Linked DNA regions of Homo sapiens: all the other regions are linked to region 6. A link is a loop called in an ENCODE intact Hi-C map of the cell type or tissue named here. Cell type or tissue: mammary epithelial cell. All regions are shown on one strand. Each heading gives the region's core, and the rest is flanking DNA. Links, peaks and the distances in the headings are about the cores only. Region 1 overlaps CASZ1 (castor zinc finger 1). Region 2 has its middle 82 kb from the start of CIROZ. Region 3 holds the start of CASZ1 (castor zinc finger 1). Region 4 overlaps CASZ1 (castor zinc finger 1). Region 5 has its middle 71 kb from the start of CASZ1. Region 6 overlaps PEX14 (peroxisomal biogenesis factor 14). Region 7 overlaps PEX14 (peroxisomal biogenesis factor 14).

Region 1 (4,367 bases), core at 98-4,097, 110 kb after region 6:
CTTGGCATCCAGATGCGTTATAGCCCCAGGGGGAGGAGCCAGCCTCAGGGAGGCTCCGGGCAGCGAGGTTCTTTCTTGGGGATCCCTGCCTCCTTCCAGTGGTGTGGGGCATGGGGCTTACTGGAGGCCAAGCCACTGGGTCCAGCTGCTCCAGCGCTGGCTGTGGGCCCCCTGGGAGCTGCCGATTCCTCCCTGACCTGCCCCAGAGGGTGCGGAGGCACCTCCCAGCAAGGATGGCCGGGGCCTGGCTGCTTCATTCTCAGACAAGGCTCTGGGATTCCAGCCCTTCAGAGGGCACTGCTGCCAGCCCTGGTCCTAGACCAACGCTACCTGTGGGGCCAGGGCCACCTCCCGTGACAGTGGATGGGCAGCTGGCCTTTGCCCAGTGGCCTGGTATGCTGCCCAGAAAGGGGGCTGCCTGTCGCCATGTCCAGGCTGGGGCAAGGCCGCTTCGTGAGCGCCAAGGCCCGGCGCCCACGGGTGACTCAGGTTGCTGGTGGCGCCCCTGCTGGGCCAGGTCCGTGGGAGGTGGGCAGGCCCCTGAGCTCAGCCCTGAGCCTGTGCGGCGGGTTCTGGCCCTTTCCAGGAGGTTGCAAAACACTTGAATTTGCCCCAGTTTGGGTGTAGGAGCATCACACACCACAGCTAATTAAATCCCAGAAGGAAAGCATGCTTTACTGCATTTCCTACTGAGTCCAACAAGCCACAGGGAGTGCCGTGGGACCTGGGCCCATCCCAACCCGCAGCTGCAGGCCCCCTCCCGGCTCTTGGGGGCGGTCTCAGAGTGGGCAACACATGCCTGGTGGGGGTACGAGCTTCTCTCCACCCTCTGGGGCGGGGCCTGGGATGTGGCATCATGGGCTGGCCTGGGTGCAGCGTCCTGAGGCCTTGAGATGCCTCTGAGAGGTCCCCGAGTCCCCGTTCCCCTTCCTTGGGCTGGACTCGGGGCCCTGCTTGTCGTGAGGTTGGTTGACCCTGGGTGTGGTCCATCCAGGCCCAGAAGACCAGGGGGCAGTTTTGGGGTCTGGCCAAGGTCAGCAAACCACCCTGAGTCCCCATTCTCCCTCCCCTGGGCCCCAGGAGTCAGTGCTGCCCCAGAGAGCTGCCCACTGTGCCGGAGCCTAGAGGGAGCTCTGTGGCTGCACCACCCACCCACCGGCTGCTCAGGGCTTGGCTCCCTGCCTCGCTTCAGGCCCCACGGGAGGCCCACCAGGGCCTGGGAAGCTCCAATAATGGTTTTAATTTGTTGAACTTGTGTTTTATCCCATAAATTAGTCACTGTTTTATTTAACAGAATCAAGATATCCGCAAACAATAGGCGAGTTCCAACTTGAACATTTTAATAAGACAGAAAAAAGTATATATTTTCATGTCTGTTACAAACATATTTATGTAAATAGCCTGTGGGCTGCATTCCAGGAGGAAAGAAGAAAGGGAGTGCCCGCGCGCCGGGGCTGGGCTGGAGACGCACTTCTGCGGTGGGAAATGACACAGGCCTGGGCGCTGTGGGCTGAGGCCACTCCCCTGCCGTCCCTGGTCCCTGGTGCCTGGTGCCTGGCCGGCTGGTGCCAGGCTCAGTGAGGGAGAAGCGTGCTGCGATAACCGAACCTCTCCAGCCCCCAAGTCTGCCTGTTTCCTCATCGGGCAAGTGGTTGTGACATCCCTGTGGCTGGGGTGTGATGAGCCGGTAAGACTCCTCAGCGTGGAAGAATGTGGCAGATCCCGCACACATCCCCTCCCCAAGGTCCCAGGAAGCTCCGGCCACCTGGAGTCCAGCTCAGGGAGGGGCTGCCAAGGTGATTCTCACGATGTGGTGTCGTGAGGAGCCGGCCATCAGTTGGAAGTGTCAAGACAAACTCTCGGAGCGCCTGGGAGGCCTGTACTCCAGGCTAGGTCTGGTGGACACTCCGGCCACTGTGCTTCCGAGGGAGCCAACCACGGTGCCACCAGGGCTGGCAGCTCAGGCTCTGGGCTGGTGGCTACGGACCCAGGAATTATCGGCCCCTTCTGGCTCTGCCACCCTGTGCTCCAGGCAGGAGTCGCGCCAGCATCCGGATTGGATCCGGGTACGCGCCGTTCCCAGCCCGGGCAGGTCCCTGCAGGAAGGAGGAAGGAGCCGAGGGAGGAGGCAGGAGGGTGGCCCTGCCAACGCCGGCCCAGCAGCCCAGGAGAGGAGAGGGTTGGCTGGGGTGGGGGTCCTGGGAGGCTGCAGGGCCTTTGTCCGACGACCCAGGCCTTGGTGTCAAATGGCTCTGCCCAAAGATGGCTCCTGAGCCCCAAGTGGGGGCTTCAAGCAGGGCTGGGGAGGAGGCTACCCTTCTGGCCAGGCCAGGAATGAGCCCCCTACCTCTGTCCCCAGCAGCCCGGGGACAAAACTGGTCTGTTCCCCGCTTTTCCTGCCAGGGTCGAAGGGTGCCCAACTCCTCCCGTCACCCCACCGGTGTAGCTGGGTCATGGCCAGCCGATTGGGGGCGATTTTAAGAATAAAAGATAACTTGATAGATTTTTTTCCAGTTTTTATTGAGTGAAAATGTCAAACCTTGCATCAGTCATGCAAAAAAAAAAAAAAAAATCAAATAAATAAAACACATATATTAAATTTCTAATAGCACTAAATTCAAGTGGAAAAATATTCAGTTCTTAATAACCAGGTGCCGAGGAGACCAGATTCAAGTAATCAGAGCACACGCTGTTCAGCTCGGGTTTCACGTTCTGTATTTTTTTTGTCTCAAAACCTCTCTATATATCTCTATATATCTATATATGTATATACATATAGATATATACACACACATATGTGCATACATATTATTTGATATTTATATATATACACATACATAGTTATAAAACATTAAAAAGAGCATTGGTGGATCAAGCATTGTTTCCCCACAGAAAGAAAATAAAACAAAAATTACACGTTAAAATTCAAAATGAGCTAGCAATGGCTTATAGTCCTAGTGTGCAATATGAAGTTTACAAAAGGCTAGACTCCGCACTGTCGGCATCTTCTTCTTTTCTTCTTTTTTTTTTTTAAGTTTGATTTTGCTACATTGAAAAAATGTTTGTGTGTGTGTGTTTTTTTTTCCTTTACAAAACTCCTTCCACAGACGCCCGGGGCCTGTGGCGGGTCACTGTCTGGGCAGATGCTCACAGCAGCACGTGGTGCCCACAGAGTTCAGGAGGCTCTGGTAGGGGCTGTTTTAGAAAATAACTGATTTCCTGTTGAATCAGGTACGCTCCGTGCGACCACTCCTCCCTCCCTGCTCCCTGTCCAGTTCGGGTGGTCCTGGCTTTCTGGCTGTGGGCAGCTGAGAGGACAAAAGAAAGGAAGAAAAAAGGGAAAAGTAAACCACTGCCCCCCAGTTGAGCCAGGTTCCTCCTGGAGACCTCTGGGGAGGAGGCTTCTGGATGACAGCCTCCCCGCCAGCCTTCCATTCCCTCCTAGGCCTGTTCTCTCCCGGTGGCCCAATCTGACACCAGCTGGTGGCCTGGAGTAGGGAAGGTGGGCAGGTGTGGCCTCGGGCAGCCTGCCCTCGCAGGGGACTCGGTCCCCGGGGACCTCAGAGCCACTGGCCAGGTGTGTGCCTGCCAGGTCAGGCCCTGGCCCGGGCTTCGATGGCATCATCATCTCCAGGAAGGGGGATGTTTTGCAAAGGGAACCCAATCTGGGTAGACTGCACCAGCGAAGAAGCATCCCAAACAAAGTAATAAAACAAACTGGAAAAAAAAAAAAGCCCTATAAAGCCACACGCATCACCAAGAGAGAACTCAAATGTTAAATTAACTACAAACTTGGATCAACAGTAATAGTCCTTTTTTCTTGTCTCTACAAAATTCAAGTTAAGAGTTGGAATCACGCAGCTCCCATCAGTGCTATTGTGAAGACAGACAGCCTCAAACAGTTAAGGCCTCTACAAAAACCCTGGACCAAATCCCACAGGATAAACGGGACTGAGCCTCCAACCTCAGGCCGGGCCCAGGCGGGTCTGCACTCTCACCACGCCTGCTTTCTTCCTTTTTGTTCTATGTAGAATAATAACCTTTACAGGAAAAATACTGTACAACTTTCTTGTATTTTTTTCCATTTTGAACATTAAAGCCAAAACCAGGCGCATCCTTCCTGTTTGCACCACCAGGGTGGCCGAGACCCCGCCCCGGCCCCCAGCGGGCTACTCTGGGTTTTGGACGCAGCCTCGGTTTCCCTGGGGCGGAGGCTGGGGCCAGGGAGTCGCCAAACAGACCCGACCCAGGCCTGGGGGAGCAGCCGGGCCCTGGGGTGGGGCTGAGCTGGAGCTCCGCGGCTGCTACTCCCGTGAGGCTTCCTCCACGGTCCCTGTAGTGTCACCCGTGCTGACTGCCTTCTGCCC
Region 2 (4,367 bases), core at 242-4,241, 370 kb after region 6:
CCTGGAGGCTGCCTCCCTCCCTTCACCCAAGTCAAGACACCCAGCTTCCCCAAACTTTCCCAGGGTCCCGCCCCCAAATTCCTGCTTGCCTCCTCCTCCTCCCTCATGAAGAACACCTGCCATCCCTTCCTCCAAGAAGTCCTCCATGATTCTCAATCCAGGCGGAAGTCATCCCCTTCTCGGGCAATGCTAGAAAAAGCTGCTTCCCCACCCCCCACGCCTCCACCACCACTACACACGCACCTGTGCCAGGCCCAAAAGCTTGGGGAAAAATGTGACAAACGGAGAGGGCTCTGGCCTGTTTTTCCGGAGCATCCTGAATCCAGGTGACCTCTTGGGACTTGCTCACTGCTGCCAACTCACCCAGGGTCTGAATCATTTTCTCTTCTTGGGTTTCAGTTTGCCTGTCTCTCCAATAGGAACAGGAGACAAGAAAACCCTCCTTCCCTGTTGTTGAAGGTGTCGCTGTCTTTGTGTCCACTGCTGGGGCAGCCGCATGGAGCGGGGTTTGCTTGGAGTCCACTCATATTAGCGCGTTTCCAGGACACCATGGCCCTGTGTGAGGTGCTCATGTTTGTGGGTATGAGGCCTTGAGGACCTGACCCTGAGACCTGTGAATCCTGGCGAGTGTGTGTGTGTGTGTGTGTGTGTGTGTCTGTCTGTCTGTCTTTGGGCATATGTACCCATGACTCTCGAATGGCTCAGAGCTCCCTCCTTCCCCCTCAGGTCCCGAGGGAGTTCGGCAGGCCTGGCCGTAGGGCAGGAGTCCCAGGCAGACTGGGGCCAGCTCAGCCCAGGATACAGCCTCTCCCTGCCCTTCCGCATCCCCAGCCCAGCTGCAGAATTCAGACTAAGTGAGGGAGGACTCATGTTCCCTGGGGTGAGCCACACCAGCCACATCCTCTAACGGGGTGACCAGGAGTCCCAGGGGTCAGAGGGCCCCCTCAAGGGCTGTCAGACCCCAGGGCCCTGGACCTGCTGTAGGAAAGCCCCATAAGGCCCTCCCTGCCCTCCCACAGCAGGCACAGCGGGGAACACCTCACACCCTGCCCAGAGGGACCTGGCCTTGACTCACAGCCACAAGCAAATGGAGTGAGGATCCCCTGGCGCCCCGGCTCCCCGCCCCCACCCTTGGGGCTGCTCTTCCCGCAAAATCAATCATCCTGCCACTGTTTGCGGGAAGTGGGGGCCGGCAGGAGGCCTCGCAGGGCCCTGGCTCCCTTGCAGGGTGACAGCTCTTGAGTGCTGCCCCGGCTCACTGGTGATGCTGGGGGCCTGGCAAAGCACTACCGAGAGAATCCCATCCTGACCTCTGGACCCCTTCCCAGCTGGCCAACCAGGCCCAGGGCTGAGAGGGCGGGGTGGTGGGAGTTACCCCGGGGCTACTGCCAAGGGTGCAGCAGACAGGGCCTTGGAGACAGAGGAGCCCCCCAGAGGCCAGGGTGGAAGGAAGTAGCAGGAGGGCGTGTGGAAGTAGCTTGAGCTGTGTTAAGTGTCTCTTCCATCTCTTCCACAGGATGTATGACCTGATTCATTCATTCGTGGGTTCAGGGGGAGGTGACCAAAGACTTCACAGTCCTCCAGGAGCTGGAATGTTATGATGCAGGGGTCTTGACTGGCGGTGGGGGTGGGCCAGGGTGATGAGCAAGGGTCCCAAAGACTTCCTCCCTCAATTGGCCTCGGCTGCCTGGATTCCACCATAGAGAGCCATTGCCTGACCCCAGGGAGGCGGCCCTCCCGCTCTCCTTCTGTCCACATGAACATGCCCCATGGCTGGGGAACAGACCAGGAGCTGCCAGGTCTCTGGTACCCTCTGCTGCCACCATGACTCTTCGTAAAAACAATAATTGAAGCCTCACACTCAAAGAAGGCTTTAGGACATAGAAAATACCCTGTAGGGGGCCGGGCGCGGTGGCTCATACCTGTAATCCCAGCACTTTGGGAGGCTGAGGGGGCGGATCACTTGAGGTCAGGACTTTGAGATGAGACTTGCCAACATGGTGAAACCCTGTCTCTACTAAAAATACAAAAATTAGCCATGCGCGATGGCACACGCCTGTAATCACAGCTACTCAGGAGGCTGAGGTAGGAGAATCCCCTGAATCCGGGAGGCAGAGGTTGCAGTGAACTGAGATCGCATCACTGCACTCCGGTCTGGGTGACAAGAGCAAGACTGTCTCAAAGAGAGAGAGAGAGAAAGGGAGGAAGGGAGGGAGGAAGGAAGAAAGGAAGGAAGGAAGGAAGGGTCCTGTGGGGGGTCAGTGGGGGAGCAGATGTAATGATTTTCACCCCATTTTGCAGATGAGGAAACTGAGTCTTGGAGAAGTCGGGCTGCCTGAATGAATGAGCAAATGGCAACACGTTGGGGCAGTTAGAGCGCAGGGAGGAGGAGGAGGAAGAGGAGGCGCTGGGTGTGTGATGGGGATGTGGGGGTGCTGAAGTTGGGGGCAGGAGAACATCTCCCAGTTGATGTGTTCTCGTGGGAAGAGCACTGCACTGGGAGTCCTGCGGCCTGGTAGAGCCCTGGCTCCTGTACTGACACGTTGAGCAAGCCCTGCCTCTTCCCTGGGCCTCCACCTCCCCCTCTGTAAAATGGAGTTAATAGCCCTGCCCTGCCCCGTGGGGATGTTGCAGGGAGCAAACCAGTGCTACTGGATGGGAAAGGGCTTTGGAAACCGCAGGGAACTGCCAGCGCACCAGAGTCATCTGCCCACGTCTGCCTCCCGGCCTCGCAGTCCTGGGGGAGGCAGCCCAGCTGGATCTCGGGGTCTAGAGCGTGGACCTTTGCCCAACTTTGGAGTTCCAGAGCCTAACCTCTCTGGGCTCCACTGGGCTCAGCAGCCTCCCCTCCAGGCTGTGAGCTCAGGGGACCTGGAGAGGCAGCCCGAGATCCACCCAGAGCCTCCTCCACCTTCCCCAGTACCTGGGACGGGGGTGTGTGTGGCGGGGATGGCAGGCCGGGCTGCCAATGTGAGTATTAGCTGGCATGAAATAATTTGATGGTGGTGATAAAGGCTGGGCTGCCCGGGGCCCCAGAGCCCCACCCAGCTCCCCCCGCCCACAATTCCGCCCCCTGCCAATAACATCGAGGCTGAGCTGTCTGGGTTCCGGCTCACCATTCTCAGGTGATGAAATCCCGGCTCAATCAGGCTGGCTAGCGCTGCAGTTACCAAATCGCTATAATTGAGATTAATTTGGGGGCTGATTGGGTCAGCCCTTGCAGGCACCCATTAATTAGTAGGGGAGGCTCAAAGCCCCAACAGCTGGGCCCTGCACCCAGTGGAGCCTGAGGCCACTGTGGAGGGGGGCACTGAGAGATGCCCAGGTAGGTGTGTGTTCCAGAGGAGGGGGCAAGCTGGACAGAGCCTCACCCACCCCATGCCACTCCCGCCTCCTACCCAGTCCTAAGCTCGCTCCCACGCGCAGGAGGGGAGGGGACAGCAGAGCCTTTGACTCAGGCCCAGAGGCAGCTCTGGGTCTCTAAGGGTTAAAGGGCTCATTACAAGGGTGGGGAGAGGTGGAGAGGGTGCTCAGGGCTCCTTGGACTTCAAACAGCTCTTGCAAAACTTCTAGATGAGTTAAGTGCAAATGAATTTGAAACAGACAATGAAGTTCCCTTTAGAGACACCTGGGCAGAAAAATGAAGGGAAAAGCGCCTTAGGGAGAGCTCGTTTGTGGATTTTTTTTTCCTGAACCCAAAACACACAGGGAAAAACAAACCCACCCGTCTACTCGTCTACTCCGGGTGCCAGAGGCGGGCAGGCACGCCCTGACTCAGTGCTGGGCTGGCAGCAAGTTGGGCACACACGTGAGGCCCGGGCACACGCTGGGGAGTGGGGGGCAGCGGCACAGACGTGTGTGCAGAGCCGGAAGTTCCGGGCACACAAGTGTGGAAGTGGCACTGGTCCTGGAAAGGAGCGGAGCCCCTAGGCATGGGAGGATGAGGCGGCAGGGAGAGGGCATACGTGTGTGGGTAGCTGGAAGGAGGCCAGATGAGGGTGAGGGGGCAGGGCCCATTTGGGGTGAGGGGCAGAGCTCAGGCCCCGCCCCCCAGGGGCCCTGGCACCCTGGTCACGTGAGTGCTCCTGACCCCGGGGTGGGGCCCTCCCAATTGCCAGGTGGGTGAGGTGTCAGAGTGGGGGCCTCTGGGCCTGCCTGTCCCTCCCCACTCACCCGACTTGCTCCGGTTAATTGCCCGGTGCTTTGTTTTTTCCCTGTGAATCTCACAGAGGGACAAAAGCAAGTTCTGAGTCACCAGGAACCGCCTCCCGCTTCTGCCCACGCTGGAGCCTGGTCCCCACCCCACTCCGAGAACCCAAGGACCCCGAGGTGGTGGGGTCTGGCCCAGGTTGACTTGTGGGAGCCCT
Region 3 (4,367 bases), core at 131-4,130, 270 kb after region 6:
CGGCGACGTGTGTGTGTGCGCGTGTGTGTGCGTGTTTGTATGTGTATGCGTGTGTGTGTGTGTGTGTGTGTGCGCGCGCGCGCGCGTCGTGGGTTGGGCGGGGGGACACCAAGATTATCCGGCGATCTGTTTTCCAGTCCCCTCGTGCGCTCTCACCGCGCGCCTGTACCAGCTCGGAGACGTCCTAAATTTACTAACTTTGCCCCGCGACTACCAGGGCCTTTTCCCCCTCGCCACCCCCTGAGTGTACCGGGTGTCGGCGGGACAACTACGCACAATGAGGGCCGCACCCCCACACTCCACTCGGTCAGAAACGCACACTCCGCCCCGTGGCCCAGTGATCCAGGTTTGGGGGAGCTCCATACTCAGGAGAGGCGCTACTGCCGCTTTTCCGGTGGGCACGCACCCGCACCCGCACCGTAGCCAGCGTGGCTGGAAGGAGGTCCTCGCCGCGCCCAGAGCCGGCTTTCCAAGCTGAAGCTGGGGCAGAGGAACTTGTGTGGAGGAAGAGGGGGTCCCCTGCCTCCCTCAGCGCTCCACTAGCCTCCCCCAACTCCGGACCCGGGTCGGGGATGACTTGGAAGAAGAATCTGCGCCCACCCCTTAGAGAAAAATCTATTATTATTATCTTAATCTACGCCCCCAAAGTGTCCCTCCAGCCGTGATTGACGGCGCATACACCTGTTCCCTTCGCGGAGGAGCTTCCAGCGCCGGGGACAGACATTCGCCCAAACGCTCCGCAGCGGCCCAGCAACCGCCCGCCCGCCCGCGCCCGGCCAGCCCCCGCCAGCGGCCCCAGCGCGCCTCTGCCCGCACCTCGCCACCCCGGCGGCCGCCCCCTCCCCTTCCAGACCCGGCTGCCCGGCCCGCCAGCTCCCGGCAGTGCTGGCTTCGGAAAGAGAGAGAAAGAACAGAAAGCAAAACTTCCTGGCGGCCGACGGCCATCAGCTGCACATTCTGCAAATGCCACCGAGTAAAAATAAACCGGCCGCCGCTCCGCCCGTCCGGCTCACCCCGGGCGCACGAATCGGCCCCCTGCCCCGGGAGATCCCTGACTCGGTCTGGCCCGATCCCCCATTCCCGCGCGCCCCCTGGATCCCCGCTCCCCGACGCTCCTCCGTCAGTCACCACGCTCTCCTTTGCCGTTAAGCCGGACCCTAAGTGACCGGGAAACCGGCTCTCTCCCTTTGGTGTTCCCTGCGCCCCCACAAACTACTTTTTTCTCTGTCCTTCACCAGGTGCCTATTTCAGCCCTGTGCCCTTGGATTCAGGGCTCCTCCTCCCCAATTGTTGAGCTCCGAGGTCACCCTCAGCCCACCCTGGGGGAACAGACCCCGACCGACCCTCTCCCACGCTGCAGAGCCCCCCCGGAGCGCACCACTCTACCAGCCCGCTAGCCCGCCAGCCCAGCGTCCCACGTCCCCGGGCGCAACTTCTCTTCTGGCGCACACAACAGCCGGCAACAACTCGCCCGAACTTTCCCCGGGACCCAGGCGGGCTCCAGCCGACAGCCGGGCAGCTCTGGGCCGATGCCCCGGCTCCCCGTGCCCTGTGTTGCCAGCCCTTCAGCTGGGGAGGCAGGGGGTGGGGTGGGGAAGGGAGTGAGGAACGCCACTTGCCGCGCCTGGAGCAGCGCACTTGAGATAAACTTCCCAGGCACAGATGAAAAAGGGGGCGCCGCTCCCCCCATCTAAGAAATCTCTTGCCTTCGATTTCCTATGGGGGATACCCTTTGGCACCCCGCGCCTAAGCGAACACTGCCTACCTCTGCTGGCAGCACCTACACCCGGTATCCGGGCACAAGAGCCGGCTGGAGGGGTTCCCCACCCACCCCTTCCCATGGGCAAAGTCTTGCAAAGTCACCCCAGGCACCCCTCACCCCGCCTCCTTCTCTGCCCTGGAGAGCGCACGACCCCTCTGCTGCTGGGGGGTGGGGTGGGGTGGGGGTTTAAGGGGAAGGAGTGATTACCCGGTATTGGAGATCACCTGCCCCCCCGGGAGCCCACAGCGCGTGGGGCGCCCCCACCCTATTTGCAAAGTCCTGTGCTCGCGCCTGGCACCTCCCTCTCTTCTCCCCTACCCCGCCACCCCCTCAGTTGGAGTAAGCGACCCCCAGGAGGAGCAGCCCTCCCCTCCCCCGGAGCCGCGCGCCGGGCATTCCCCTGGCCACGGCAGGCAACGCGCCGCCCCGCGCCCGGGTGCCAGCCCTCCGTGCCCCCTGCCTCCGCACGGCCGGAGTTGGGTGGCAGCCGCCGATCGCAGGCTGGCTGGCTGGCTCGCTCGCTCGCTCGCTCGCCCGCTCCCTGCTGCAAGCGGCAGCCCCGGGGGTGGGGGGGGTGCACCGGGACAGGGGGAGAGACGGGGAGGCGCCCCGGGAGGCCCGCGGAGCTGGGGGACGTGGGGGGGCCGCGGCGGAGGGAGCGCCGAGTCTCTTACCTGCACTTGGGGCGGCTTTGGGTGACTTTCCAAGTCCGGGGGAAAAATGTGTGTGTGTTTGGGATGGAGCGCCGCGGGCGCGCATGCGCTGCCCAAAGTTGCCGGATCCCGGATTTTTCGCTCCCAGTCTCCGCTCTCGCCCGCTGTGATTATGGAATTCTCCGCGGCCGGGCGGGCGAGTGGGTGGCATGCAAAACCCGGGCCGGATCGCGGGGCCGGGCTCCGCTCCACCCTCACACCCCCAGACCTGCCCCTCCCGGATCCTTCCCACCCACCGCCCGGGCTGAGCTCAGCGTGTGCGCGCGGCGAGTCGCACGGCCTGCGGAGGAGCATCTGAGCGCTCGGCCCCCTTTTGCAGGTCCAGAGGCTTCTACACCCCCCCCCAGCTGAGTTGAGTTGAGGCTAGGGGAAAAGAGAGAAGGGATGGGGGGGGGGGTTACTTTCCACCTGTTCTGAACCCCGAGAGAGCCCGAGTTCGGTTCCCACTTTCGACAGAAGAACTGGCTCTTTTTTGCAAGTTAGAATGTTAGAACTGTGGAACCCAAAGGAACGAAATGTTCTCACTGTTTGATATCTGCTTTGCACTTATTCTTTGCAAGGGAGTTTTTCATTCAATCTATTGTGCAAGAAATAAATCCTTAAGTGAGCAAGATAGGCCGTGCAGAATGAACCTTACATGGAGGGGCTGGGGGGGGGGCAGATAATACACATTAAAACAAGTGGATAATGTTATTTCAGAGAGTGAAAGTATCCATGAAGAAAATAAACCAAGGCAATAGGCTAAAAAGTGTCTTGGGGGCCGGCATGGTGGTTTACGCCTGTAATCCCAGCACTTTGGGAGGCCGAGGCAGGAGCATCGGTTGAGCCCAGGAGTTCGAGACCAGCTTGGGCAACATAGCTAGACCTCATTTCTGACAAAACAAAACAAAGCAGTGTCTTGCGAGAGATAATCCCCTTGCCCCCAGATGGGGGGGAAGGGCCTTTTGAGGGGCACTTTCATACTTTATTGAAGAAACCCCCTTTTCTCCCATACCCAGACTTCCCATTTCCCAGTTGGTTTGAGGTGGCCACACCAGCTGAGCCTAGTAGTCAGCTTCAGTGCTGAGGCCCTGTAGCTCTGGTCTTGCCTTTCTCAGCAAGCGCACCCCTCATTCCAGGCCTGAGCTGCTTTTCCCTTCAGCATAAGCGTGGGATGGAAATATCGAGAGGCATGAAAGAAACTGAAAACACCCAGATGATGAGATAAGTGAGAAACTGACCATAACAGTAAACGAAATAGATCAATGATTTGTGGAATAAATGAATATAAATTCAAAGTATGACCCACAGCTTCAAGCCCTGCTCAACAGAATGCATTAAACTAAGAGGCAATGCCACAGGCTGGTAAACATTGTTGCAGGCTGGTAGTATTTGGAGCCTAATCTGCAAGGTGTCAGGAAAGCCTCTCAGGACCAGAGAAACGACCCAAAACCCTGTATGATGATTGTCTAAGACAAGCATCTTCCGGGATGCATTCCCATGTCCTGCCTTAAACTGGAAGTTAATTGTCCAGAAGCATATGGACACAGACTGGAGACATGATGGCCCTCTGGCCCTGAGGAGGCCAGGATTTGCCCTGTGCCCTAATAAAGCCAACAAATTTGGGAGAGGAAGCTGAGCCATCCCACACTCCTTAGATACTCAGTGATATTTGCTTGTGTTAGATGGACTGGGGAAGAAACCAGCTCAAAAAACCAGCTCCTCACTTCCTGGAATAGTTCTGGGGGTCCATTCAGGATCTGTCCACACAGGAAAGCCAGATTTAGACATTAGACACATGTTTCGGGTTCATTTTGTTTTCCCCCCTCCTTATCCCAATAATTGACTGGAAGCAGCAACACAACGATAATTAACATCCCTCAAAGACCACTGATTGGTTACTCTCCATTGCC
Region 4 (4,367 bases), core at 188-4,187, 160 kb after region 6:
TCCGAAGAAAGGGGGTGGGGCCTGAGAGGGAGGTGATGAGACACCGACTGGAGGTGGGGGCAGGCAGGTTCTCTGTGGGAGTGGAGGGCAGGGAGGGGCAGGGTGGCAGCCTTGGCCTTAGACACCTTTACCACTTTGCCCAGCAGGGGGTGTCACACCCTTCCCGGGCGCAGAGGTCCCCAGGCCCTCCACGTCAGACCAGCCAAGATCACACCTGGTGTCACACAGTCCTCAAACTCTGCAAATGACACCTCCCCCCAACAAACACAGGCCCTTCTTCACCGGCCACCGTGCCACCCATCCTCATCCCCTCAGGGCTGCCTCCGGTCTCTCTGCCCACTGACCTTTAGAAGGTCAGATATCAGCTCATGGGTCCCAAGGGCCGATGCTGTGAACTTGGGCCTATTATAAACAACAACGCTAACAGCCACCAGTATCACCTATCCCATCAATGAACCAGGAGAGTTCAGAGATCAGTCTCAATGAATGATCGGGCTGCTTGTTTCTTTTAAAACATTTAAGAAGACAGCTGCTTTTGTCAACCTAGCACGTGAGGGTCCTGGTCAAAATTTGGTTTCAATAGCCAGGGCCCATGGGAAGCCCGCAAGAGCTGAAGGCAAAAACACTGGAAAGAATTAGATTAAACCCAAGAAAACACCAAAATATCAGGATAAACTGCCCCAGGTGAGCACCAGGCCTCCTGGAGCCCCCGGCCTTGTCCCACAGGAGGCCCCCAAACCCAGATGCCTACGTTGAGTAGTCTGTCTGGTCCATCACCACCCCTAGGGTGGGGGCTAAAGAGGCAGGTGGGAGACAGTCCGGGGCCCCTCACTTTGAACTGATAACAGCCACCTCATCCCACAGATTCTCAGGTGAAAAATACTCATTAGCCATAATAAGCAGCTTGATCATCCGACACAGCCTTGTCCCAAATAAATTAAATTCCTTTACCTTGAGACAGTCGCCCCGAAACCAGACTAACCACCTTTCCCAACAGGACGCTGCTTTCAAAAACTAAACCACCCCCCACTAAAAAAATAAAAACACACACCCCAGAGCCAGACACACAAAGATCTTTGCAGAGAACAAAAAAAAAAAAAAAAAAAAAAAAAAGGCACACACACAGAAAAAAAACACGAAGCCATACAAAAAACACGGAGAACAAAAACCCCACAAAAACCCCCTAAATCCTCTCTCTGGGTGCCCCCCAGCTCCTGCTCCTCTCGGTTCTTTCATAATGACAAGCATCACATTAGTCACAGCCTCTAAGCAAGTGGCAAATAACAACAACAACAGCCTCAGAAGTCGCCGATCCCGAGGCCGGGACGCCGGGAGGCAGCCGCCCGACCCTCCCGGCCCCCACCCGGCCCCGCCGCCACCTCATTGGGCTAAAAATAAGAACTTCCGTAAAAGAAGCGAAAGAAAAGTGAAAGAGCCGCCCCTGCGTTCCCACCGGCCGGTACCTGTTCCAAGATCCATTCTCTTCTCCTTGGTCCCAAACTCTTCGCAGAACGCCACCAGGGGAAGACCGGGAGAGAAGAAACACGGGGTTAGCGTCTCGCGGGACCCCGGCCGCCCGCCCTGCTTGTCCCCCGCCCCGCAGGAGCGGCCCGTCCCGGGCGGGCGCCGAGGCCGCGGCGGAGAAACTTTCTCCTCCGCGCCGCCCGCTTCTCACGCTCGGCCCCGCACGCGCCCGCGGGTCCGCGCCGCCTGAGTTTCTCCAACTAAGGCAGCAACTCTCGGCCGGCGCGGCCCCGGCTTGGGGGCCCTGGCCGGGGGATCCGCGAGGCCCAGGGGCGCCCCCGTCCCGCCGACCGCGCCCCGCGCCCGGGTCGCCGCCCGAGACCGCGGCCCCCGGGCCTCCCCCGCCCGCGCCCGGTACTCACCATAGTCGGAGAGTCGAAAGCCGAATTCACTTAAATAATCAACTTTCATAATACTTAATTAATGCCTAATTGCAACTGATTACTCCCCGAATAACAAGTTGTTTTAAAGCCCTGATGTCATTGCTCCTGCCGGTAACACTCAGGGTAACAGTTTGGCAGGAGGGAGCGGGCGGGCGGGCGCGGCCGGGGGCGCTGCCAGGCGCCGCGGTGATTGGCAGGGCGGCCGCGGCGCCGCCTCCTCGGCCCGGCCCGCGCCGGCCCCGGCAGGTGAAAGAGCAGAGCGCGGCCCCGCCGCCGCCGCCGCCGCCGCCGCCGCCGCCGCCGCCCGGTGCGCCCGCCCGCCGCCCGCCGCCCGGTGCCGGAGTGAATGGGCTCGCGCTCGCTCGCGCCCCCGCCGCGCGCCCCCGCCGCGCGCGCCCGCGCCGCACTGGCAGGGCGGCCGGCTCCATTGGCTCTGCGATTCCCCAAACCTCTGGCTCCGGGAGGAGGAGGCGGGGACTTGCGCTCAGGGCTGGCGGGAGGGGACCCGGCGCGGGGCGGGGAACGCGGCCCGAGTAAGGCGCCCGCGGGCACGCGCCCACTCTTGCCGGCCGCCGGCGGCCGCGCGCGCGCTCGCATGCTGCCAGCGGCCGCTCGGGCCCCGCGAGCGCGACCGACGGCCGCCGCGCGCGCCTGCCCCACGACCCGCGCGGCCGCGCTAACTTTTCCGCGAGGGCGGGCGCAGGTGTGAGGCGCCGCGGGGCCGCGCCCGCCAGGCCGCGCGCTTCCCTGCTCCCCTGCCCGCTGCCTGCGGGCTCGGGGCTCCTGGGGTAGCACAGGGATTTCGTGTTCCCCTCACAGCACTGGCGGCTTCTGGAGCTGGAGGAACAGGAGCGCGGGGCGAGGCGGGGCAGGGCGCAGTCAGGCCCGCGCGCCCCCGCACCCCGCGCGTCCCCGGCCCTGGGCCCCAGGAGCGCCGGCCTGGGACACGCAGTGGGGTTTCCTCGGCGTTGCTTTGGTTTTGCCCTTAAAACGGGTCCAAGTGTCCTCCCAGAGCCTCCCCGGTCTTCCGGTCTTTCTGCCCACTCCTCCCTCAAAGTTGGGCCATCCGCCCCGCAGCCAGACGAATGGAGATCGGCGCCCCACTTTCCCCACAGCCCCCGACCCATGATCCCGGCCATCACTTGCGCTTCCTCCCTGCCTTGCCCCTCTGGCCGCTGCCCTAGGAAGGGCGCTCAGTAGAGCACAGGCACCCTCAACCAGGGAGTCTGAGGCCCATCCCGGCTCCTCCTCCCCTCCCCGCCACCCCCCCCCCCCCCGCCCCACGCCGTCTCCAGGCCTGTCCCCTTCAACGTGGAACCTCATTTCCTGCCAGCCCATGGCCAGCCAGGCGCTTTGTGCTGCCCGTGCTCCTCTTTCTTTTCTGCCAGAGAAGGCAGTTTGAGGGTTCTCCCCTCCATGAACCGTGCACCATGGGACATCCCCAGATGTCCCTGCTGCAGCCATATATTTTGAGAGTCCTTATATGTTGGTGACTTAAGTGACGCATCCGGCCCAGAGGGCCTCAAGGAAAGAGACGGTGGGGTGAGCAGGGCCTTGGGCAGCCTTGCTAAGGAAGGACCTGGTTCTCCGTCCCTTCTTCACCTACCCTGCTGCCCTCCTCGCCTCTCCCAGCGCTCCTCTTTCAGGAGGGGCCACACTGCCTTCAGATGAGGGGAGGGGAGCAGGGCCCAGGCTTCCCTGGTCTTTGGACAGCATCCAGCAACATGGCGCTGGCCTATTTTTGCAATATTTCTATTTTGCAAAGGGAGGGGCCAGGGAGGCCTTGGGGCAAAGACATCAGGGAGTTAACAATCTACTCTTTCTCCTACTTTCCCCTCATTTTTCTCCTTTTTTCCTGCTTGCTCTATAGTTCTAAATGGCCTCTCAGGGAGTTGGGCATCCCTCCCCTACTCCACTGCCCTTCCCACTGCCTTCCTGGCAGTCCCCACTCCTGGCCGTCACACAGCCTCATTGGCTCTGTGATTCCCCAACCCATCCCTACATAGGAACAGCAGCTGGAGAGGCCTAGAAACCTTACTGAGCTGCCCCTGGCCCCAAAACCCTGAATAAGGGAACAGAACTACCCCAAGTCTAAGCCTGGGAGTATGACTGCCCGTACCGGGCACCCAGCACAGAGGACTGTGTGCCTCTGCTCCCGACATGGGATCTCAGAGAGGGCATCTGTGTCCAGGACCGCTGTGGGGTATACACATGCCTCTGGGTGCTGCTCCCAATGACTCCCCAAAGCAAGGCATCGTAACAAAAGGCTTGCAGCTCTGGCTGGTGACAGCAGGTGATCAATCCCCACCCCAATTCTGAGCCTCTGCTCTCCTATCTGGGCAACTGTGTGTAGGAGGAAGCCTGGAGGCAAGGGATAGAAGAGGTGATTTCTGGGTGCATTTGAAGATGTCTGCAAAGATGGGGAGCTGCTTGCATACGTGACCCACACAGCCACTGGCT
Region 5 (4,367 bases), core at 202-4,201, 340 kb after region 6:
CTGAAACACCAATAAATTTAAAAACAAACCCAGAAAGCTAAAGACAGCCCCTGGAAAGTGCTGGGAAAATGGACCATCGATTTTAGACTTGATCTGCATTTCGTATTTTAATAATGCTCTCTCTGTCTTTCCTTTTCTCTCTCTCCCTCTCTCCCTCTCTCTCTCTTTTGCAAAATATAAAAGCTGATCTGATAAATATTAATTTGAACCATCATAATGTATTTGAAAATTCCAGCTAAAATGTCACCACATGGAACATTAATGTAATATTTCAAGGCCCTGAGAGCAATACTCATATTGATTGCATTTATTTCACTCTAGGGAGGAGAGATAATTCTTCAATGTGGGACACATCTGGGAGCCAAGGAGGCAGAGGCTGAGGGGAGAAATGCGAAATTATATATGGTCATAAAAAATACAAAACAGAAAATCCTCCCCAAAACTCTCTCCTCACCCATGGTGCCCCGCACCCAAACTTGCCATTTTCATTTCCCAGAGTAGCCTGGGGCCCGCGGGAAAGGCAGAAGCCCAGGGCCCTCCGGGACCGCGGTTGCGGGATTGAGAGCGGAGCAGCCTCTCCCAGGGCCCCACTGTGTAAGCCTGCCTTGGCCAGGACAGACAGACAGACAGACAGACAGACAGACAGACAGACAGAGGGGCTGCCCACTGGAGCCTCCAGCTCGCTGGGTGAAAGTTTGTGAATGCCCAAGAGCTGTGAGGTCCTGGGAATGGGGAGAGAAGAAGGAAAGGAGGGGAGGGGAGAGAAGAGAGGAGAGGAGACAGCTGAGAGAAAAAGGAAAGAAAGAAAAGAAGAGGAAAGATACCAGGACCCAAGGGAGAGGAGGGGAGAGGAAAGGAGAGAGGCAAGCAGGAGTGAGGGAGAGAGAGGGGAGAGGAACGGAACAAGGAGAGAGAGAGTGAGAAGGAGAGAGGGGACATGAATCAGGAGAGAAGGAGGAAGGAAGAGTGAGCCGGGAGGGGAGAGGACAGGAGAGGCGGAGGCGGGGTGGGGGGCTCGGGCTGGGCCGTCTGGAGTCCCAGCTCCTCTCACTGTCATTAAGGATATTGATGTGCTCAGGCGTCAATGAGTCTTTGTACAAGTGAAAGGAAATCCGATGCTTGTGACCCTGAGCCCACGCCCTCCACCTGCCCCCCAACCTGCCCCCCCACCTGCCCCCCCACCAGCCCCGGCCCTGGAGCTGAGGGCTGGGAGGCCGAGGGACCAAGCCCCCCACCAGGGGCTGAGCTGCTCAGACTCCAGGATCCCAAGTTTCCCCAGCCCAGCGCCCCGTGCAGGAGTGGGGAGGGGGGGCACCTTGAACCTGACCCTTCTGATGTCCAGTGCCCAGGGCCCCAGAGCTTACTGGCTGCTGTAACCAGAAGAAGGCTGGGCAGGAACCCCATCTCAGGGCCTCAGCCCGCAGCAGGGTCTCCCCAAGACCCTCCTCCTTGCTTCTCAGGATGTGTGTAGGTTTTGGGGTGCTGACTTTTACAGCACCTTTAGAAGGCCAGGGGCCGGGCAGAGAGAAACTCCAGTGGCCCAGGGACTGGCCAAGGTCAGGCCCCTCTTTGCCAGTAGTGTCTCTGCACAAACGTCACCTCCCTGGCCATCCGAACAGCCCCAGCCGAGTTTTATTTTCTGCAGAGCGCTCGCCTGGAATTATCTTCCTTGTCTGTTTACATGCTTTGGATCGGCATCCCACCCCCGCAACCTTTGAATGTAAGTTTGAGAACGATGGGGCCGCGCCTACCTTGCTCCCCATCACATCCCCCGCCCCTCACGCTGAGCCAATGCTCCCTCTGCCCCAGCTGACTCGATGGAGGACGGACAGACGGACGCTGCAGCCTCCGCCCTCCGCTCGGCCAGCCCCCCGCCTGAGCCCGCTTCGAGGCCGGGTGACCCAGCCTCGCCCCCACCCCGGGACCCCTCCCAACCCCCGCCGCCCCCGCAGCCGCTCGAGGCTGCGCGCCCCCGCCTCCCCGGATCCGTCACTCGCGGAGCTGCCACAATATTGTGAAGGCTCCGCGCTCCCGCTCCGCGGCGCAGCCCGCAGCCCGCGCGGGGGCCGTGAGGGAGGCGCGGGCGGGCGGGCGCCGGCGATGAATAATGCATGACCAAGGCGCCCCCTACCGGCGGCCGCGGGCGGCGCGGGGACGGCCCCGCCGCGCCCGAACCCGGCCGGACCCAGGACCCGCACGTGTCCCTGCCCACCCGGGAGGGAGCTCCTGCCTCTATCCCCGCCTCAACCCCGACCCGGCCAGGCCCTCCTCCCCCACCCTCCACGTCAGGGGAGCAGCCTCCTACTCACGCCAAGACCGAGGAATGAGTTTGGGGAGGCGGGGGAGGCTGCACAGAGCCCAAGCCAGAGCCCCTTCTTGTGCTCCCGGGTTCGCGGTGCAGTGGGGACCAGGACCCCCCCATTCCGTCTCACCCTCACCCCAGGGCTTCTGGACCAGGACTTGCAGCCTCAGAGAAGGACAGGCTCGGAAGGACAGAGCAGAGAAGGAGATTTCATTCGTTTATAAAAATGAGTACAAACAATTTCATAAGAGTTTCCAAGTTTCTGCAGAATATTTACAACGTTGAGATATGAAGGCTTTTTTTTTTAAGTTCAAATGAAATACGGGAAAGCCCACTGTGTATAGATGGGTCTGTGTGGTTTTAGAATAAGGGTCCGGGAAGTGTCTTCCTGGGGTCTTCTTGGTGGGAGGATTGGATCTTCTTGGCTGCAGACGATCTGCTTGGGTGGTAGAGGACACGGTGGGGGGAGCGATGACCAAGAGCAGGCCCCCGCCGGGCTTGGAGTGTCCCCTAAGATGCCTGTGTTCTCTGGGGATCAGCCTGCACGCAGTCGCCTGTTCTTCAAGCCTGCCAGTCCTGCTAACAGGCAGGTAATGAGGAGAGCAGAGGCCTCTTTCAGGCAGCTGCTTTAGCTCCCAATCACGCAGGCCCCTGGGGAGCTGGGCCAGCCTCTCGGCCTCATGGCCTCTCCTCACTGAGAACAGATTCTAATGACACCCCCCTTCCATCCCCCGTGGTTCCTGCTGTGCCCTGACTCCCTGCCCAGCCTTAATAAGCCAGAAGGCAGAAACAACCATCACAGGGGCTGGGGACCCAGGGCCATTTGTTGAGCATCTGCTGAGATGCTGGCTCGTGTTGAGATCTCTCGTCCCAGCAACACTCCACACATTCAGATTGCAAGCCCCATATTACAGATGAGGAAAGCAAGGCCCAGAGAGGTGCGGCCATGGGCCAAAGATCACACAGCTGCTCAGAGATGAGCCAAGAGGCGTGGAGCTGGGCAGAGGAACTCCATCCCCCCACCCAGACGCTGCTTTGTGTCCCGGACCCCATGTCCAGGAGATCAGATTCAAACCTTGCGCTGGGCTACAAGCCCTCCCCATTGGAGCAGCAGTTGGTCTGCGTCACTAAAAATGAGTTGCAAACTCAATTGCCCTGGGCCTAGACTGGCAAGGCAAATGCATGAAGTGGGCCACACATGCAAACACGTGGTTCCCACAAGAGTTTCCCAAATCGTTTGGCTCTTAAGGAAACAACGGTTTAAGGTGATGATATCTGACAACCATTAGCAACCTTTGCCCTGGAATCTTGCTCCTTCAGGCGAGGCCTGGATTCCAGCCCCTATGTGCCTTTTGCTTGGCTCTGTTACCTTGACCAAGGAGTCTTACCTCTCTGTTCCTTCATCTGTAAACTGGAAATAAAAACTCTACCTGTGTCCCAGGGGGGTGCATGGGCCAGAAGAGAGGAGGGATGTGTAGAGTCCCGCAGGACGGCCCAAGATAATTCTGTCTGCTAAGATAATTCTTGTTAGTAAGTTGGGGGTCTCACCCCTCCTTTATTTGGGCGTGATCCCCAAAGAAAACGGTAAGAGAGAGGGGAGGCAAAATGCAGGAAGCCGTGTCACAGGCCAGTTCCTGTGTGGGTGGCCGGTCCTCAGCTCACCTGGGGACCCTGCAGAGCCTGCGGATCTCCGCTCCAGACTGTCCCAAGAGGTGTTGGGAGCGGGGAGGAGGTACTTATTTATCCACTAACTGTCATCTGTCATTGGTTGAAAGTCACAGGGGGCCAAGCTTGCTCCTATGGCCAGAGAGATGTCCTTGGGGAACTTGAGTTGGAGTGACGGGAACTGTCAGTAGAAGCTGCAGATGCCCTCTGGGTAGACCAAAGGATATGATGGGGGCCCAGTGCCCACTCGGGTGGTCTCACGCCTGCCAGCTACACTTGTCATCAGCAGTGCCCACCTTGGCTGTACAGGCTCTGGAGCCAGCATTGGGCCAGATTCAGCCCCAGCTCTCTTAAAGGGGAGGGAGGATGCTCACTTTTCCGTAGAATGCGTGAAATGAGA
Region 6 (4,367 bases), core at 279-4,278:
GCAGGTGGCCCTAAGCCCTTGAGGGGGATCCTGCCTTGCACCAGCTGGTGGTCACCTATTCAGTAGCTGACCCCCAGTGATGCCTTAATGTTTGAGGTTGCCATTATCCATGACACAACCTTTCTTCGTCTCCTTCCTAATCATCCCGCAGTTCAATAGTGCATGACTAGAGAGCTTCACCAATCTCCATCTGGCCGAACTTCAAAAGAAGTGGAAGCTGAAGCAGGGTTTCATCTGCTGAGCATCTGAAGCTGCTGGAGGTTAGGAGAAATACCTTTCAGAAAGCATGAAATTCAACCAGTGGTGGAGAGAAAGAGACTAGGAAATAGAGGCAGTGTTATCATTAGGGAGGTGCTGGGGACTGTGTGCCACATATTTTTAGTGTTGGAGTCACCCGCCACCGTCACTGTGTGAGCTCACAGTTCTCTCAGGGAGCATCTTGGACACTGAGTCATTACATTCCTTTAGAGTGATTTAACTCAACAGCTTGACACCTTCATTAATTTTACAACACGAAGCCTGGGTGCTCTCTGCTTCCTCTTTAACAGTGCAGGGAAATTAGAGGAATATTGAAAATATAAAACCAGGGGATACTGGAAGAAGGAGCAGTCAAGGAGCTGTTGAAAAACATCATGTTAAGGAATTGAACTACTTGTCTTTCCTTGGTATCTCTTGGGATCGAGCACCCAGCTCTTGCCACTCGTCTCTGGCACATAAACCTTTTATTTCCGTTCCTGGCACGCTGGCCAAACCTCCAACTTGCAGCCAGCTCGTTTGCCTTCTCTGCTGAGGTCACTGCTACCGTGATCCGTGTATAATGGCATTTTCCTCCTCTTTTCAGTATGAAGGCTATTACAGTTTCTTCTCTAAACAGGACTTCAAACAATTTGCTGCCAGTTGCATTTCAAAGGCAGGGAAAAGGCAAATGTCATCCTTTTTTCCTCCCCTCTTTGGGTAACTGCTTTGTTGGTTGCATCAAAAATTAGAGGGGCTGCTATCTAAATTCAGGTGGGGATGCGTGGGGACAAGGCATTTAAATGTGCTTTTCTTTCTCCCTGAAGGAGAAAAACGCTTTTCCTTCTCAACCTTTCCTAAAAAGGAACTTTGATCTTCCCAACCCACAAGCAAGGGTTTCATTTCTTCCAGGCCGGCGTGTACTCCACAGCTCCTTCTGTGGCGTGGTGACCGTCACCCGCTGCATCAGCAGCTCTGCTTTTCAAGCTGTGCTCCTCCACTGCACCAGCGCCCTTTGGGCTGGAAGTTGGCACCCAGAGTCCTCGGCTGGACACGGACACCTCTCCAAAGTCACCCTTACGTCCCTAAGATCACTGTCCCTTGACATTAAATAGTGCGTGGTGGTTTAAGATGCTTTTTATTTCAATATACATTTCTGGAAGAACTACTTTAATCAAATAACAAAACAATGACATTCTGGCAAGCAGTTCATGCAATATTTTTAACTAAGGCCAAGGGAAAAAAAATAAATGGCAGAGATATTTCACTTTGAAAGGTAGTTTTTGTGCATGTGAAGTTGCCACTTTTCATAAAGGCTTTTACTACATATATCAATGAGTTTTAAGAGAGACTAGGGTCAATAATGCATGCTTTAGAATTCCCTAAATACAGATTTACACAATAGCCTTAAAATATATTCTGTTCTATCATGTCAACTCCTGTGCACTTCTACCAGCGGAATTTTATTTCTTTAATGTGAAAAACAAAAGGACAGAGGAAAGTAAAGTAAAACAAAGGAAATTAGGGCCCACAAGCTTAATTAGTATAGTGTTGTAACCCAAATCAACAATGGGAAGGACACAGTGACAAAACCCAGGAAATTCCAAGTCGAAAGAGAGGCTCTTTCCTTTAACTCCTTGAGTGCCAGGGCACTTGCTAGCCAGCTCCTTACCCAGGTGCAGGAGGCTACCTGAGTACAACTCACTGTCTTTATTGTTGAACTTCCTGGCTTTTGTTGACTTTCCCTTCTCCTTTCCTCCCTTAATGTACATGAAACATACCTTTGTGTGTGCGTTAATTATAGATAAATGGGCTAAAATTGCCTCTTGGTTTTGTAACCCTCAGAGAAGGGGAAAGAGTACAAAAAAAATTCCTGTCACTGTCATCTGTTCATTTTTAATGAGCAATTTTTAAAAATTGAAAATAAAAGAGGAAAATGAATAGGTGTTGAACCAGCCCGTGATATGTAAATGCCAACTAGTAATTACCTAAAACCTCAATTTTCATTCTGTTTCATCTTGCAAAACATTTCATTTTCCCTGAGTGAAAACACTTAATTTGGGCTGTGCGAGTTAGCGGAGCGGCCGCCCCGGCCTGCGCCTCCGCCGGCTCCGGCTAGGGGGCACTTTGGCTCTGCGCTTCTGCCGCCTGCGGGCTCGTCCACCTCAAGGTTATTCCCCTCTTGCCATTCCAGTGGTTTTACTCCGAGTGTGCAGGCCCCTCCCCCCTACTCCCACTAGTCTGGTTTCGGGGAGCCTGTTCCTCCTTGTCCTTGCAGAGGCGCGTATTGAATTTTGGCTGACCGAGCCTTCCTCTGCATATTAACTTTCCCCTCTTACCTGGCTATTGGGCCCTTGGCGTCCCTGAGTTGCAGTCACACTCTGAGAGCAGCTTTCTGGAAGCTTTCTTTCTCCCTTTGAGGTTGCACACAGAACTGCCTCTAGTTTTTGTTTATTCCTGCTGCTTTTTTAGTCTTTCTTTTCATTTTGGCAGCTGGGGAAATCCTGGATTGAGGCTCACACACATTTGCCCTCCTGCCACACTGAGAATGACAATTCCGACGCTTGCTTTCTTTTGCATACTTGTAGATTTTTCTTCTACTCTGGTTTAGGATATGTCACCTTTTGGATATGTTCGTGGAATGTGGCTTGTGGTTGCCGCTGCTTCCTTCCCTCCCCAGCCTGTTCCCTAGCTAGAAAGAGAGCGTGTAGACTTGAGAAAGAACAGGGAGCCCGGCATTGTGAATGGTAGATCAGAGAGGAGCCTGCATGTAGAAAACCAGAATTATGTTGTCCTAGGACCCTGGATCCGAGAGTGCTCTGCCTGGAATCTCAAGGAACACGGCCTCTTTAGTGAGATATATAGCTTCATAATTAGCCCGTTGCATTTTTTCACGAGTGCTAGCATCAGCGTTCTACGATGTGTTTCTCTGATTAACAGCTGCTTTGCAACTATTTCCCTGTGCCGCCGATGACCATATTTGTCAAGGAACTCCTGACAGAGTACTGATTTCTTACTAAAATGCAGCATTTCTGTTTGAAGAGGGTTCTCTCATTCTTGGCAGTGCCTGGCTTTTTAAGTCAGTCCTTGTTAAAACTCGAGTTGGCTTTGGTCTAACGCTTGTTAACAGGATTCTGGGTATCTACTTTAGTGTATGAACGTAGGAACCTTTCACAGGCAATTTAATCTTCTGAGCAGCGCACGTGGAGCAGTGCGGCGCTGGAATGGGGTTTCGGGCCCGTAGATTATATTGGTCATTTTCTTTTGCCCTCTAGTTGTGATCTCTGTGGGTTAAAAGGACTTGGCTTTGGTTGTTAGTGTCATTAATTTTTGAATATTTTTAATATTTTAAGATGGCTAATGAATGCTCACATCTTAGGAGATAGATGTGTATGTAGTACACAGGAGTGCTGGAATTGGTGGCATTCCAAATAAGTGTCACTGGAGACAATGCATCAGGTTTACATGTCAGGTGCAAAGTGCTAAGGCTCCCTCAAACCCCAGGTTCATTATTAGGCAGGCTCTGTCCTCCTGTCCCCCTCGTGCAGAAAATAAAGTGTGTATTCTGAAGATTACAATGTGCAGGTCTTTTGTAGGAGAGTGGAAAACACATAGGAAGCATCTCTTTGGTGAGGACTGTCAGGAACCTCAGTTCTTCTCACTGGGGATTACTTACCCTACACAATGCATTTAACAGCACATAGTTCATAGTAGATAACCCCTGAGTATACTGTATTCCATTGATTTATACAGTTACAAATCCTGCTCTCTCAAATACAAATCTCTCTCAATTGGCCAGTCATCTTAGATCTAAAGGTGTTTTTCAACCTGAAGTCCCCCCCGCTTTTTTCCAAGTTGCTGACAGTGACTCCAGTGACTCCGGTGTAACCATTGTTATGAGACTGCAAAGACAAGAATTTACTCCTCTTCCTTGCACCTCAGTTTTATCTCTAAGTGACACATAGTGAAAATTATGAAATTTCCCCAAAATTGTGGAATTGGTGGTGGCAGGGTTGTTTTATTTTGCTTTGGGTGGAGAAGGGGACAGAAGGTAGGGTCAGAGGGATGGGGGGCGGGGAGAAACTGGTCTGTTTTCTTTGGAGTTTGTTGTCTTTATTTTGATTAAACTAGCT
Region 7 (4,367 bases), core at 220-4,219, 69 kb after region 6:
GGAACCTGAGAGGCACAAACTCAGGGCGGGGGTATTCTCTGTTGTTGCCTGGCTTGCCTGTTGGTCCTGTCCCTGTTCTTCTTGGAAGGTGAAATTATGGGTAAAGCAGTCCCTTTGCAGCAAGCACCCCCTCTCTAGCTCCACTCTACTGACCTTCAGCTTTTGTCTTTGGAAGGTGGTACGTGATGCGCTGTGAACCCTGGAAGCATTTTCATCCAGCCCACCAATCTGTTGAGAGCATGGTGCTATCAGGGCAACCCGGTGGCTCTTCAGACTTCCCAGTGGTGAGGCTGTGCCTGCCCTTGGCCAGCTCCACTGTGTGAAGAGGGTAAAGAGGGGAACAGCTGCAGTTTTAAATGGGGATAGTCCTCAACTCCTCAGCACAGAGAAGGGAAAAAAGAGTCCAGGGCTGTTTAGAAAAGTTCGGGCATTTTCCTTTGACTAGCTGTGGTAGGGCATGAAAAGTTTGAGGGGTGGCTGCAGTCAACTCATATGCCAGTATGGTGCAGGGCGGAGCTGTGCTTTAAAGCATTAATGTGCACCATCTATTAGCCCCTAGGCATGGAGTATGAGGCACCATCCTTTTGAAGATGCTGATCCTCAGAACCTCCTTGTACTTCATCTACCCCCAGGGGCAAATATACCATGCTGTGGGCCTCTAATGGAGAGCTGCCGACCAGATGTGGAAAAGCTCTCGGCTGTAGTTTAAAAGCTCTGTGTTGCGGCTCGCTTGGATGTTGGGATTCCTGGAACAGCAAGGGCTGGCCGAGTGGTCTTTTGCAGACTAACAGTGACCTCCCACCTGCTTTTCCCACTCTCAGCAGCTGGAGTGCCTTTGTACACACAGCTACTTCCTGAGCTGGCCCCGTGTGACCGCTCCTTTCATACTTGAGCGCCACATTTCATTCTGTTCTTTGGGTTGGATGGGGCTCTCTTCCTCCTCCCAAGAGTCAGTGTCCCAAATTGGCTCAGACCCGGTGGAAATATCCCAGCTGTGTCCCCACTGGAAATGCGGCCTTCATGGGTTTTCATTTGCCTTTTATTCTTCTGTGGGCAAATCCTCTCCACATGGCATAGCCACTGCAGATGGCGCCCTGCCACTTCCTGATGTCCCATGTATGGTGTGGTTTAGAGTGTCGGGAGGATTTCAAGAAGGGAAAAGAAAAACTAGCCAAAGGCGATACAGGCAGCGTGTGATAGGCTAGAATAATAATCATCTGAAAGTTTGGGCCTGGCCTTGTTTTGATCTGTTTTCTTGTTTTATTTTCTTCTTTACATTCTATATCCCATTCATACTAATCACAGTCAGTCCTGATTTTTCTTTTTATTTCTGCATTTGTCATAAAATAAAGCAAATTATTCCCGTCTTCAGAAACGATCTAGACTAATTAGTCGTCTCACCCAATAATTAGTTTTTTGTTTCCCTGTCTGTTTTCGTGCATTATTGTTAGTTTTTTCCCCTCTTTTTTTTTTAACACCATTACAGATTAAAATGAGCCACATTTGCAGTTGATGGTATCTGTTTTCGGGGGAAGAATGGAGAATTGCAGTACCGAGCGACTTCAAAAGCAGCAATAAACTCAAGGATAAATTAAGGAAATTGAATGAGCCACATTTGGAAGCAGTGTTGAGGCTAATATTCTGTCGCTTAAGGTTAAATTGCAACTGAGAGAGGTTCCGGAGAATCTGAAATCGGGGAGGCAACTTACTAGGATGCGAGGCATTCTGTGGCTGTAAAGGTCTTTGCTCAGTGAAGATTCTGTTGCAGCTATGGACACTGACAAAAGGTACTCACCTGCAATGATGTCCTCTTCTCCCCAGGGCTGACAGATGAAGAGATTGATATGGCCTTCCAGCAGTCGGGCACTGCTGCCGATGAGCCTTCGTCCTTGGGCCCAGCCACACAGGTGGTTCCTGTCCAGCCCCCTCACCTCATATCTCAGCCATACAGTAAGTCACCCGCTCAAACTCCTGCTTAACCTTGATTGGGATTCAGGACTCTGGCCAAAGGGCAGTGTTCTGTATCTCCCAGACTTAGCAAACCAGGAGAAACTGGGAGCAGCAGAAAGCTCTTGGGTTTTTCCCAAGGAATGTGACACACCCCAGTCTTCTAGACAAACTTTTTAAAGTATGTGACAAAGGTTTAAGAAGAGACAAGGGATCAGAATAAATGATTTTATTGTTGTTTCAGGTATTTTGGTTACATGCAGAAAACCTGTACAACTATTTATTGATTCTGTTCCCATCTCCTCATACCAGTGCTTTTGAATGTTACTGTTTCACTAAAAACAGCGTGACCATCTGACTCATGGGTGCATTCTTGTTTGCTCACTGCAATAACCTGTCTCCCACTTCTATTTTTTTAAGTTAATATTTGTAAGTTTAGGTCAGCCTCCATTTCCCTCCCTCCCTTGTCCTGGCTATACTTTGTACGTTTATGTAGTAGCGGTCTGTTAGGGAATTTCAGGTTAAAACATGAAGTTCCTTTTTGAATGTTTCTTTTAATTATACGAGATCATGACCCATGAGGGGTCTTTCGTTGTCTTAAATGAAAGCTACTATAGGAATAAAGTTTCTTCAAACAAGTTATAAATGCATACCTCCAAAATGCAGCCAGAAGCCCTCCTTGAAATCACTTATAAAAAGTTTAAAAAGGCTAAAATTGACTACAAAGTTATGGAAAATAGCTCCATTTTGTTTCTTTAATGAAACTCAGCATTGGGCCGGGCACGTTGGCTCACGCCTCTAATCCCTGCACTTTGGGAGGCTGAGGCGGGTGGATCACCTGAGGTCAGGAGTTCGAGACCAGCCCGGCCAACATGATGAAACCCTGTCTCTACTAAAAATACAAAAAATTAGCCAGATGTGGTGGCAGGCGCCTGTAATCCCTGCTACTCAGGAGGCTGAGGAAGGAGAATTGCTTGAACCCGGGAGGTGGAGGTTGCAGTGAGCCGAGATCGTGCCACTGCACTCCAGACTGGGCAACAAGAGCGAAACTCTGCCTCAAAAAAACAAACAGGCAGGGTGCAGTGGCTCACATCTGTAATCCCAACACTTTGAGAGGCCAAGGCAGGCGGATCACTTGAGGTCAGGAGTTCGAGACCAGCCTGGCCAACGTGGTGAAACCGTGTCTCTACTAAAAATACAAAAAATTAGCCGGGCGTGGTGGCACACGCCTGTAATCCCAGCTCCTTAGGGGGCTGAGGCAGGAGAATCACTTAAACCCAGGAGGTGGAAGTTGCAGTGAGCCGAGATCACGCCGCTGCACTCCAGCCTAGGTGACAGAGTGAGACTCTGTCTCAAAAAAAATAAAATAAAATAAAGAAACTCAATACTGGATCTGTGATCTCTCAAAATGCCTTTTCTATAATTGTTATTCTCAGAAGTTTTATTTTTGCAAAAAATGATTTAAAACTGTTAGATATCAGATTTTAAGGCCGGGCGCAGTGGCTCCCGCCTGTAATCCCAGCACTTTGGGAGGCCGAGGCGGGTGGATCATGAGGTCAGGAGTTCGAGACCACCCTGGGCAACAAGAGCAAAACTCCATCTCAAAAAAACAGACAGGCCGGGCGCGGTGGCTCACGCCTGTAATCCCAGCACTTTGGGAGGCCAAGGCGGGCGGATCACTTGAGGTCAGGAGTTGGAGACCAGCCTGGCCAATGTGGCAAAACCCTGTCTCTAATAAAAATACAAAAATTAGCTGGGCATGGTGGCGGGTGCTTGTAATCCCAGCTACTCAGGAGGCTGAGGCAGGAGAATCGCTTGAACCGAGGAGGTGGAGGTTGCAATGAGCTGAGATCATGCCATTGCACTCCAGCTTGGGTGACAAGAGCAAGACTCTGTCTCAAAAAAAAAAAAAAAAAAAAAAGTGTTAGATATCAGATTTTAAAAGGCATATTTTAAAATGACAGATTCGTTTTGATCCCCCAGCACCTGGTCTGAAGCTGCCTTCTTTCCCTCACCTCAGCACTGTTTTCATCCAGCTCAGCTGCAGCTAGGCAGGTGTGATCTTGGCAGTAGAGCCAAAAAGGCCTTCTCTTCTCCGGACTTGCTGAAGGGCCAGCCAGTGGGTTGGAATCTGCTGTCTGTGTTACGGATCTTATTTAGAGATCTCCTCCTTTGGCTGTCCACAGAAGGCTGAATGGGGGAGGCCAGGGAGTGTGTGCTCAAGTGTGTCAATCTGTCAGTGCCTTGCATGGGTGACCCACTGCAGGTTGCAGAGCTTCAGTGGTGAGCCTTGTCCTGTATTTGGGCTACTGGGTTAGCACCTGTGACTTGTCAGCTTGGGGCTCCTTTCTCCTTCCTGGCCAGCATTTTTTCCAATCCATTGTAGTTGCTTTGGGTCCTAAGCTGACTTTATGTGCTTC

What was found. Hi-C counts contacts between places; a loop is a spot of excess contacts. Peaks named below come from ENCODE experiments on the same cell type or tissue, not always from the same donor. Only the 100,000 strongest peaks of a DNase experiment are listed, where the experiment ranks them.
Region 1: it touches region 6 in a loop (6-fold over the local background); 19 of 110 quality-filtered maps call a loop at or near these places.
Region 2: it touches region 6 in a loop (2.9-fold over the local background); 2 of 110 quality-filtered maps call a loop at or near these places.
Region 3: it touches region 6 in a loop (10-fold over the local background); 24 of 110 quality-filtered maps call a loop at or near these places.
Region 4: a loop joins it to region 6, with 7 times the contacts of the local background. A loop is called at or near these places in 31 of 110 quality-filtered maps.
Region 5: it touches region 6 in a loop (7-fold over the local background); 18 of 110 quality-filtered maps call a loop at or near these places.
Region 7: a loop joins it to region 6, with 3 times the contacts of the local background. A loop is called at or near these places in 11 of 110 quality-filtered maps.

The regions. Positions count from the first base shown.
Region 1 is chr1:10,634,101-10,638,467 of GRCh38, forward strand. It overlaps CASZ1 (castor zinc finger 1), which reads right to left. Exons shown (of 21, transcript NM_001079843.3): 21 at 2,504-4,367. Among named protein-coding and RNA genes, the nearest start is that of CASZ1, 160 kb to the right of the region's middle. RefSeq lists an enhancer at 860-1,822. In mammary epithelial cell, for the core only: a CTCF peak has its summit at 2,067; DNase peaks (open chromatin) are centred at 761, 1,541 and 2,041; H3K4me3 peaks cover 1,017 bases; H3K27ac peaks cover 3,220 bases.
Region 2 is chr1:10,897,393-10,901,759 of GRCh38, forward strand. No RefSeq gene overlaps it. Among named protein-coding and RNA genes, the nearest start is that of CIROZ, 82 kb to the right of the region's middle. In mammary epithelial cell, for the core only: no CTCF peak of the experiment used is centred there; DNase peaks (open chromatin) are centred at 2,659, 2,999, 3,589, 4,189 and 2 weaker places; H3K4me3 peaks cover 1,130 bases; H3K27ac peaks cover 1,994 bases.
Region 3 is chr1:10,794,128-10,798,494 of GRCh38, forward strand. CASZ1 (castor zinc finger 1) reads right to left here and starts at 2,519. Exons shown (of 21, transcript NM_001079843.3): 1 at 2,437-2,519. In mammary epithelial cell, for the core only: no CTCF peak of the experiment used is centred there; a DNase peak (open chromatin) is centred at 2,564; H3K4me3 peaks cover 2,756 bases.
Region 4 is chr1:10,692,411-10,696,777 of GRCh38, forward strand. CASZ1 (castor zinc finger 1) reads right to left here. Exons shown (of 21, transcript NM_001079843.3): 4 at 1,464-1,502. The coding sequence starts at 1,479. Among named protein-coding and RNA genes, the nearest start is that of CASZ1, 100 kb to the right of the region's middle. RefSeq lists silencers at 1,629-1,718, 2,019-2,188, 2,299-2,498, 2,509-2,568. In mammary epithelial cell, for the core only: no CTCF peak of the experiment used is centred there; a DNase peak (open chromatin) is centred at 2,391; H3K4me3 peaks cover 1,531 bases; H3K27ac peaks cover 798 bases.
Region 5 is chr1:10,865,166-10,869,532 of GRCh38, forward strand. No RefSeq gene overlaps it. Among named protein-coding and RNA genes, the nearest start is that of CASZ1, 71 kb to the left of the region's middle. RefSeq lists a silencer at 1,980-2,209 and an enhancer at 2,699-3,570. In mammary epithelial cell, for the core only: no CTCF peak of the experiment used is centred there; no DNase peak of the experiment used is centred there; H3K4me3 peaks cover 941 bases.
Region 6 is chr1:10,528,100-10,532,466 of GRCh38, forward strand. All of the region lies in intron 2 of PEX14 (peroxisomal biogenesis factor 14), which reads left to right. Among named protein-coding and RNA genes, the nearest start is that of PEX14, 55 kb to the left of the region's middle. RefSeq lists an enhancer at 1-1,145. In mammary epithelial cell, for the core only: a CTCF peak has its summit at 2,353; DNase peaks (open chromatin) are centred at 442, 692 and 2,452; H3K27ac peaks cover 2,929 bases.
Region 7 is chr1:10,597,417-10,601,783 of GRCh38, forward strand. PEX14 (peroxisomal biogenesis factor 14) reads left to right here. Exons shown (of 9, transcript NM_004565.3): 4 at 1,822-1,950. Among named protein-coding and RNA genes, the nearest start is that of PEX14, 120 kb to the left of the region's middle. In mammary epithelial cell, for the core only: no CTCF peak of the experiment used is centred there; DNase peaks (open chromatin) are centred at 2,075 and 2,295; H3K27ac peaks cover 2,069 bases.